2 separate regions of the Homo sapiens genome follow, and region 1 is linked to region 2. Evidence: chromatin loops called from intact Hi-C (ENCODE). Cell type or tissue: PC-3. All regions are shown on one strand. Region 1 overlaps IFFO2 (intermediate filament family orphan 2). Region 2 overlaps LOC105376815 (a long non-coding RNA gene).

Region 1 (5,000 bases), 90 kb before region 2:
CTCTGGGGATAGGAGGGTCTGGACACCTGAGTCCAGAGCCCTAGGCACCCGATGTCCACCCCAGCTGGGCACCTGCAGCCAGGGAAGGGGCACCAAGGACCTCATCCCAGCCTGACTTCCCACTGAACACTGTTGACTGCTTAAAACACTTTTCAAAGCGTTATCTATTACGTGGGAAAATCCATGGAAGGTATTAAAAGAGCAGGTTAATTAACAAGCAATCCTATTACGTTAAAAATATGAGATCAATCCGTGTGAAACTGCCAGTATTGGGCCATCTCTGCTTTCAAAAATGACAATGTCATGTGTGTCGACCTAACATGCGTCTGAAGAGCGTGGGTGTGTGTCCACACAGACAAGATCGGAAGGTCACACGCCAGTTTTTCAACTGTGGAAGGAGGAACTGGAAATAATTTTTATTTTTGGGCTTTTCTATAGTTTCCACATATTTGACGATGAACCCGTTAAATTTATAAAGAAAAAAGCCCTTTCATTATAAAAGAAAGGGAGATATTCAACCTTTTCCTTCTACGCATTGACAATTATCTTAATCTGTCTCTAACTGTCTTAGACGACAAATGCTTTCAGTATCAGAACGCAATTTCTAGACATTTTTGGAAGAACTTTTCATGCCTTCTCATGGGGTTGCTACTCTTGCTCCCACTTGTCAGAGAGGAAAATAGAGGCTGAGAAGATGAAGTTTGCTGCCCAGGTTACACCGCAGGTGGGGGAGTTGCAGAGCCCAGAATGCAGAGATTCCAGCTAGAGCAGCAAGGGGAATGTTCCCAAATGCCCACCACAGAGAGCCTGCTCAGGCTGGGAGCCCACCTGCGACGTGCCCACCTGCCCTCTCCAAGGCCTTCAGCCCCAACCGAGGGCACCCTTCTTGCTTGGGGGCTTACAAACCACCTAGTCCAAGCCTCAGGTGGGGAGACAGTGACGGGTGAGAAGGGTCGCTGGTCCCAGGTCATACAGCAGCTGGGACTTGCACCCCGGGACCTGGACCCAGGCTTCTCAACCCCTGCATCAGAGCTCTTGTGCAACACTGTGCTGGTCCATTCCTAGCTTCCAAGCAGAGGAAGTGGAAGGGATCTCTTGGCTCCATAAAGGAGAGACTGAGGTGGTAGGAGGTAACAGAGTAGGGGCTGTGCAAGAATTTCCTGGCTTTGCCGCATGAAGACTGTGCCCCTTGGCCACATGGCTCTCTGGCGTGCCTCTCCTGGTCGGGATATCGGAGGGCTCTTACCTCCTGCAGCGTGTCCACCATGGTCTGAAGGTTCATGCGCTTGGCGAGCTCCTCCTCCCACCTGCAAAAGCCAAGAGGAACAGGTGGTCAGAAGGTGAGTTCCCTGTGCCAGTCCAGCCCTCAGACACAACCCCAACACCCACCCAGGGACTATCTTGAGCTGGGCAAGGAAGGTGCATTGGGGCATCCATCCCTGCCTGCCCTCTGGGAGCTCCCAGCCTAGGGGAGGTGGTGTGAGAGGACAGCCAGGCTGACATATAACCAGAGTATCAGGTGGTGGTGACAAGTGCCACGTTAAGGTATGAGCCCAGCACTTCGTGAAGACAGAGGTGGGAGGGACCACCACCCTGCCTGCATGCAAACTGTAAAGTGCTGTGCAAGCACTGCTGCTCCTGTTGTTGCTGCAAGATGCAGTAGCAAAGCCAGTCCTTAGGAGCCAGGCTGCAGCCAGCTCCACTCTCAGGCTGTTCTTTGCACCCACAAGAAACAAACTTTTATTGTGCTAAGCATTGCGATGCCCGACAGCCTACCCAAACCAACACAGATCTCTCCTACGTAGGTGTTATCATTCCATTTTACAGAAGTGGAAACTGAGGCTCGGAGAGGTTAAATAAACATCTAACCCAAAGACACACAGCGAGTCAGCAGGTGGGGCTGTTTTATTACATTGAAACAAAACTCAATAAATACAGTTCCCACTGATTTAGCGTTTACTATGTGCCAAGCCCTGTTGTTCCAAGGGCTTCCACACCACTACTTTGACACGAGTACTGCCCGAAGCTGAATAGGAAACGCGGGCGGGAGGGGAGAAGGCAAAGGAGGGTTCAGTGGACCCCCGCCCTTAACTGCAGGAAGGGGTGGGAGCAGTTCCCTGGGACTGGATGATATTACCAATTCCAGAACCACCTTCACTGGGACTTACTTTGTACCAGGCACTGTTCTACATGAAGTTAATTCAATCCTCGTAACAACCTATGACGTAGGCACCGTCATTATCCCCAGGTGCAGAAAGCAAGGCCCAGAGGCACAAGCTGAACCCAAGGCCAGGGTGAGATAGTGTGGAACTAGGACTGAAACCCAGGTGGGGACGCTCCAGACTGGTTGCTCAGAATCCCCTTGCGGAGCTCCTCATAGACCCAGGAACTGTCAAAGCCTAAAGGCCCTAACCCAGCTCCTCCAACAGAGTTCCTCCCTCCCTGGAGGAAGCTGGGGGCAGGTTCTTTCCCTCCTCGGATGTCTGTCCATCCTGGGACAGACAGAGGAGTTTCTTTCCTTCCTCACCCCACTGCTACCCTCCCTACATGGCCTCGGAGCAGGGCAGTCTGGAACCCTTTTAGGATGCTGTCAGGGCCAGCTAAAAATAGGCCAGAGGGGAGGGAGGGGTGGAGAGCCGGTTACGTCACCGGCTTTTGGAAACAAGAGAAAACGGATACTGTTTGCACACACAGAGGAAAATTCCTCCTCTCTCCCACAGGAGACAGCCCAGCCAGGGCTCCTGGAGGACACACACTCTCTCCCTCTCCCCCTTTTCTCCAGCCTTTCCCAGCCCCAGCATTAGCTGTTAGGCTGAGATCTGCGTGGGCTCCCGGGCCCGGACCTGGAGGGCAAGGGGCTGGGATTCCTTCCAGGGCTGGAGGGCACAGAGAAAGCTAAGAGGGGGCAGGGAGGGAACCTAAGGGCCTAATCCAGCCAGGACCATCTCACTGAACCTCCCCTCATTGTACAGATGGGGCAACTGAAGCCGAGTGGTCAAGCCATTTGCCCACATCACCCAGTATATCAGGAGCAAGGCTAGGAGTCCGGTCCCAGGCCACCTCTCACCGAGAAGAGCAGGCCCCATGTTGGGGACAGGAATCACAATGGGGGGAAAGTTCCCAGGCCACCCCATCCCTGCCCAGGAGCACAGGGCATCTGGGGCTTCTCTGGGGGGTAAAGGCTGGAGCACAGGTCCCGAGCTGAATCATCTCTCCTGGCCACACGGCTCAGAGCGGGGAAGGCGACTCAATTCCAAAGCCGCTGAGCAGGGCAGGTGCAAGGGCGAGCCCCGGCAAGCCTCTGGCTGCAGCCTGGAGTCTAGAGCGAACCTGCTAACACATCTTGCAGCAAGAGCAGGAGTAGCAAAGAAGGGCACAAAAAATAAAGAATGGCATGGCTCCTCCCTTGGACGCAGGCACCCAGGGGCACCTCCCCGACACTCCCCATTCCCCAGAGGGGCCCTTGGGAATGAGGCCCAGCACCCCTCACTTCTCCTTTGAGCAACCATCTCATGAGGAAGGCGAGGCAGGGGCCAATAGAACCCTTGTACAGACGGAGAAAACGAGGACCAGAGAGGGAATGAGACTTGCCCCAAATCCACCCAAGGTGACAGCAGGAGCCCAGATCTTTGGCTTTCCAGACACAATAACAGCAACAGCACCAGCAACCATTAACTGGGGGGTACGTTCTGGGCCCCACACACCCGGCTCACTGCCTTGGACACACACATCACTGGCTTGAATGTGAATTATTAACCCTCTTGGGGAAAGAATTTCTAACTAAGCCCATCTTGCAGATGAGGGAGCTGAGGTTCAAAGAGGTAAAGTAACTTGTCTAAGGTCACAGAGCTAGCAAGCAGGGAGCTGGGACTCAAAGCTAGTCCAGTCTCTAAAGCAGCGTGTCTCAGCCTAGAATGTGCATACCAATCACCTGGGCATCTTATTAACATGCAGAAGCTGGTTCCGCAGGCGAGGGCTGGGGCAGACAGCTCCCCAGTGATGCTGGGCTACAGATGGCACTGAGTGGCCAGGCTCTGAAGACCACACAACCCAGCCCCTCCACCTCACCTCTCCCTTCCTGCCCCGAGTTCTGCACCCTCCCAACCCCACATCTCAATCGTGTTTCCTGACTGCACATACCACACCCCCAGGATGAGCTTGCACAAATGATTTCACGGGCTTTTTATTTCCAAAGCCAGACGGGGGAGGCAGCCGGCTGGCCTGCTCCCAGGAGGTTGAGGACAGACCCCGCATGTGGACAGCAGCTGGCTTGACTGAAGAGCCTGTCGCCCGCCCTGACATCCCTCCCGGCGGTGGTGGAGAAAACCTGGCTCCGCCAGCTCCAGTGTTGACAATGCAGAAAAGCTCTGTCCTTGGATCGTTCTGAGGACTGGCATGAAGGGCCAGGTGGGCGATGTGTTTCTTACGGCACTCCAGACACCTGTATTCCCTGCCCACCCACCCAGAGCCAGGGAGCACTCAGCTTAACTGAGAACTGGTGAACCAAGTTGCTGGCACAGAGATTTCAACACCAGCTTCCCAAGCACAACCCTCCCTCTTCCCTGGGTCTGCCCACAAGAGTAAGGTTTCAGTGGGGAGGGTGTTTCAGGCAGAGGGACCAACAGAAACAAAGAGGGCAGCAGGAAGGGACAGGCCAGGCGCTGTCTGCCACCAAGAGGCGGGTGCACCTACTTTGGATCAGCGGTTTGCAGACATCGTTTCCTTTCAGCCTGCACCATCCCCTCTCCCAGCCCCAGCCCATGGCTGAGCAAACGACTTGCCCAAAGACTGCCTAGGAAGTGGCAGCGCCTGGATTCGAACCCAGGTCTGACAGAATCCTACGCCCGGGCCCTTTAAGGCTGAAAGGGGAAGGAAGGCTGGAGTGAACATAAAGAGATCACTTTTGGGGCACAAAGGCCATTTTCCTCGAGTCTCCCTCAGCAGTCCAGGAGCTGTTCTGTTGGCTGGGGAGGGGTCCTTTCTGGTCTTTTGAAGACTCC
Region 2 (5,000 bases):
CTGGTGACGACTGGCTACCAAGGTGGGATGTCACCCTCCCAGCTATTCCCATCATTTGTCCTGGCGGGCGCCAAGAATTCCTGAGGTCACCTCAAGGCCCCTTCCTGCATTCCTAGCGTTCTTGTCACAGGGCTCTCCTTTCTGACCCCACATGTGAACCTCCGCTGCAGGCTGGGCTCACAGGCAAATGCATCACACCGTGGTGACTGGGGCAGGAGAGTGGGATCAGTGATGCCCTGCCTGTTCTGGATGTGAGACCTTGGCAGATTCCTTTGCCTGTCTGAGCCTCAGCTTCTCCATCTCTGAGAGGGGCGGGTAATAATCGGACCTCCCAAGGTGTTTGTAAGGAGCATTCAGGGTGCATGGAAGTGGCTGGGCCTTCTGTATCTCTCACTGCCAGCAATCAAAACATGGCCCAGGACTGTCTGATGGGTCAGCCAGCGGGACTGGGCAGCACACGAGCATCCATTTGTATGAGCAGCTCGCAGGGACAGGGGTCACTTGGAAGGAGAGGAGGGAAATGGGATTGGGCCCGGTGTGTGCCACATGAAGAGGTGGCTCTTGGGAGACCCAGGCAGGGGCTGGGCAGTGCTGCCCAGGGAGGAATATTTGCCCCAAATCTGCAGAGAACACACCTCCATGGCCCCAGGGAGGGAGGGGAGCTTCAGTAAACAGTCTCTTGGCATGAATCTCCACATTTCCACAGAGGACACCGGCCACAGTGGCCAGACCTGTTTAGTGACCTGAAGGGCAAACAGCATAGAAGAGGAGAGGGGTGGCCAAAAGAAAGGAGGAGTGGGCAGGGGTCGGTGGTGGTTGTGGCTGGGGTTTGTGAGCACTCAGGACACACTCGACTCTCAGACCTAACCAGGTAAGGTTTTGCAGAAGCCAGACATGTAGGAGAGCATCTGGCAACCAGATCCACTGAAATTGGGTGGGTGCTATTAACGCAACCCGTTTATAAGTACAGGCTGGGGATGGCTGGAGAGACGGGCACCGCATAGAGGAGGCACACACCAGGAGGAGATGGCAAGGGCTCCAGACACGCAGCCACCAGAGCCCGCGTCCAGCCGAGGCTGGGCGCCCTGCAGCCTGTGTTCAACCACTTACCCTTGTCCAGACCTAGATACAGGGCAAAAAGGCATGCCTATGGGAGCCCCAGTAAAGTCCTTATAAAGTGAAGACTTCTTGGTGAGTCAGCCCGAGCCAGGCGGGCCCAGCTCATTCATTGCGAAAGTATTTTCTTTTCAGTGCTTTTCTGCAAAGCCTTTCACTGCCGCGGAGGTGAAGTCATCGGCTGGTAAACGCTCTGCCTTGCGGTAAATTTCCTCTGAACTTTCTGCTTCTGTTTAACTCGCCAAACCTCAAGGCGAGCTGGCAGTCAGAGTCGTGCAAAGGTCACTGGGCTGAGTTGGAGGCCTGGGTTTAAATCCCAGCCCAGCCTCTTTCTAGTTTCGGGATCTTGATGGATGTAAGTCACATCTTTGGGCTTTAGTTTCTCTGTGTCTAAAATGAAGTCACTACTATCAAAAGTATCCTAAAGAAATACAATGCTACGCACTCATGTAATCAAAAATATTTACTGAGTTCTTAGTGAGTGTTAAGTACCATGCCAGAAAATGGAAATTATGGTAAGGAAACACACATACACACACATATGCACATGTACACACATATGCACATATGCACATACATACACACACACACATACACATATACAAGCATGTATATGCGACGTGTATACATACATTAGCACAGACACACACACATGCTTTCCTGATTCTTGCCCTCAGACGTTTCATATTCTGGTGGGAAAGACAGACGTGAATCAAATGATCCCATCAGTGAATATTAAAATACAGCTGTGATTAGTGCGGAGCTCTCTGGTGCTCTAAGAGCTTGCAATGGGGGCTTGAGCCAGTCTGAGGTGAGCAGGGGTGGGACAGGGAAGACTTCCCAGGGCACAAACAGAGTGGGAGATGGGAAAGACGACCAGCCATCACCCAGGCAGAGAGAAGGGGCAAGCAGAGCCCCTGCAGAACCGTGGCTTATCCCAGGCCAGGAAGGTCAGCTTACCAGGGGCAGAGCAGTGAGGGGCCAGGAGGACTGCGGACATAGGAAAGATGGGAAGATGACTGAGCTGGCAGCCCTGAGGGCAGCTTCCTGCTCCGATATCCCAGACCAGCAGCTCCCAGTGTGATCAAGTGGCTTTGCAGCAAACGTTATGAAACATCAATGGATTAAACTTAATTTGGGGCTAGATGAGACACTATCATATACCTACACAAAGAGCAGTGGGTACCGAAAAACTGATCACTGAAAATATTCTACCCATCAGTTTTATTTTTCTGTTATTTGAAAAACAATACCATGGTTGGGTTTGAGTTAACAGTAAACTTCAGCCCAACACACAGAACAACAGTTTCCCATGGGAGGCCTCCCTGAGCCCAGCTAAACTCAGCACTTGCCTTTCCAGGAAACGGCATCCGTGAGGCCACCAGGGGGTAGCCTAGGAGGGGCAGTGGAATTCCTGGACGACTGCTGAAAAGCAAATCACACACTGGCGATGGTGCCTACCCTTTTGTTCCAGAAGTAGAAGAAAATTCAGGTCCGCGATCCAGACAATATTTGTCTTACAAATATGCTAAATAATGACTTTTTTTTTTTGAGACACAGTTTCGCTCTCGTTGCCCAGACTCTTGTTGCCAATGGCGCAATCTCGGCTCACTACAACCTCCGCCTCCCAGGTTCAAGCGATTCTCCTGCCTCAGCCTCCTAGTAGCTGGGATTACAGGCATCTGCCACCACACCTGGCTACTTTTTTTGTATTTTTAGTAGAGACGTGGTTTCACTATGTTGGCCAGGCTTGTCTTGAGCTCCTGACCTCAGGTGATCCACCTGCCTCGGCCTCCCAAAGTGCTAGGATTACAGGCATGAGCCACCACGCCCAGCCAATAATGACCTCTTATTGGGTGGTCCCTGACTAGTAGCCATCTGTCATCCTGACCCAATAGTGAGCACCAAGAAAACTGAGGCTATGTCACCACTGTATCCCCAGCCTGGTTGGTGTTTGGCACAGAGGGCCACTCCGAAAATACATAAGGAAAGGAAAATAGGAAAAGGGAGGGGATGGTGCTTGTCATATGGAACTCTGGGAAGTATCATGTCACCGCTTAAACTGCTACATCAACTTTTACGAATATTAGATATTGAACTACCTAAAGTTTGTATTGCTTTCTTTAAGATCATAGTAGGTTTAGGGATGAGTGATTTAGATAACTCAGGTCTCTCTCTATATAAAAAGTTGATCTACAGGCCAGGCACGGTGGTTCACACCTGTAATCCCAGCACTTTGGGAGGCTGAGGCAGGCAGATCACAAGGTCAAGAGATCAAGACCATCCCGGCCAACATGGTGAAACCCCGTCTCTACTAAAAATACAAAAATTAGCTGGATGTGGTGGCACGCGCCTGTAATCCCAGCTACTCCCGAGGCTGAGGCAGAAGAATCACTTGAACCTGGGAGGCGGAGCTTACAGTGAGCTGAGATGCCACCACTGCACTCCAGCCTGGCGACAGAGCAAGATTCTGTCTCAAAAAAAAAAATAACAAAAAGTTGATCTATAAGGGTGGAGATGAAGACATTTCCCCTTCCTCGATATATTTTTCTTGCAACAACCATCATCATCCAAGATCATTCCTTGGGAACAAAGGGATGGAAGAAGGAAGGAAAAGGAAAAGCAAAAAGCAATTCCTCAAGCATCTCTGGCACCCGCTCTGTGCCCAGCCCTGTGCTAAGCCCAGGTTATCCAGGGAATGGCCAGTGGGGCATTCTAGGTACCAGATAATAATTAAACACAACAGACATGGGTTCCCATACCAGGGCTCCATCCGCAACGTAAGCAGGAAAAGATTCCAAGCCATGCACATGATTCACAAATGACCCTTGGACATGGGCAGGGACAGGCAGCTGACCTCTAGAGACAGATGACCTGCCTTCCAATCCCGGCTCTGTTGCTTTCTTGTTTGAGCAAGTTCCCGCTCTGCTCAGAGCCTGGGTTTTCTTGGCTATCAAATGGGACCACCAAGTGTTGGTAGGGCTGTGTGAGCAATGAGTGGGATGAGCTGTATAAAGACCTCAGCACCAAGTACAGCTCTCACGGGTGGAGAGATTAATTTCAGCTGGGGCAACTGGGATGGTTTTTCGGGTGGGATTGACATGTCACTAGAATCAGGGCGGGACTGAACAGGCGAGGCACAGGGCAGGGGAGGGCGGCTGCACACCCACAGTGAGGGCTCTCTGTGCACAGGTAAGTCTGGTTTGTCGTTGATGATGGTAGCGGAGGTGACTACGCCCTTTGAAAAGTGATTTATTTTTAAAATGAGGGCTGACCACAGACTAAGCCACTTCATGCTCTGTTACCACCTGCCTCGGTTTATTCAAACTTCAGTCAAGCTTTGGGTTCAATAAAAGTCACCAGGAAATAACTGCCTCGCGCTTCATAGGAAACCCATTAAAAAAATTCATGCACCATTAAGGACCGGTGAGAGGAAGCCAAACTCAGGCCTTCACTGAGCTGCAACTACTGGCCCAAGATTGCCCTCTGAGCAGGGACTCAAAGGGTAGATAGATGCGGGAGATTTCGGGTCTCTATGTTAATTTGTTTGCAGCAAGAGGGAGGGAAGAGCACAGATGGACAGGTAACAGACAGAGGGCTGCGGCTCAGACCCCCGCCATCTTTGCCTGGTGCTTAGGATGAATGAAATATGCCAAAAGGAGCACAGATATCACCATCTGGAAGCTTTGACCAGCAACCTTTCTGTTCCACGATGAAAATAAATTTGACTACAGCTGTCAAGAGACTTTTTAAAGTTCATGCCCTTTGGCCCAGTCCTCTTCCCTATTTGAAGGCTTCTTCCTAAGAAGTCATTTGTAGGCCGGGCTCGGTAACTCACATATGTAATCCCAGCACTCTGCGAGGCAGAGGTGGAAGGATCGCTT

What was found. A loop is a pair of places that touch in the nucleus more often than their neighbours do. Peaks named below come from ENCODE experiments on the same cell type or tissue, not always from the same donor. Only the 100,000 strongest peaks of a DNase experiment are listed, where the experiment ranks them.
Region 1: it touches region 2 in a loop (4-fold over the local background); 12 of 110 quality-filtered maps call a loop at or near these places.

The regions. Positions count from the first base shown.
Region 1 is chr1:18,919,815-18,924,814 of GRCh38, forward strand. IFFO2 (intermediate filament family orphan 2) reads right to left here. Exons shown (of 9, transcript NM_001136265.2): 2 at 1,247-1,307. Among named protein-coding and RNA genes, the nearest start is that of ALDH4A1, 20 kb to the left of the region's middle. RefSeq lists an enhancer at 2,524-3,104. In PC-3, a CTCF peak has its summit at 1,878; a DNase peak (open chromatin) is centred at 2,667; H3K4me3 peaks cover 1,025 bases; H3K27ac peaks cover 3,137 bases.
Region 2 is chr1:19,009,993-19,014,992 of GRCh38, forward strand. All of the region lies in intron 1 of LOC105376815 (a long non-coding RNA gene), which reads right to left. Among named protein-coding and RNA genes, the nearest start is that of IFFO2, 56 kb to the left of the region's middle. RefSeq lists enhancers at 665-1,864, 1,280-1,339, 1,939-2,850. In PC-3, a CTCF peak has its summit at 2,509 (motif pointing right); DNase peaks (open chromatin) are centred at 79, 699 and 1,279; H3K4me3 peaks cover 1,507 bases; H3K27ac peaks cover 3,121 bases.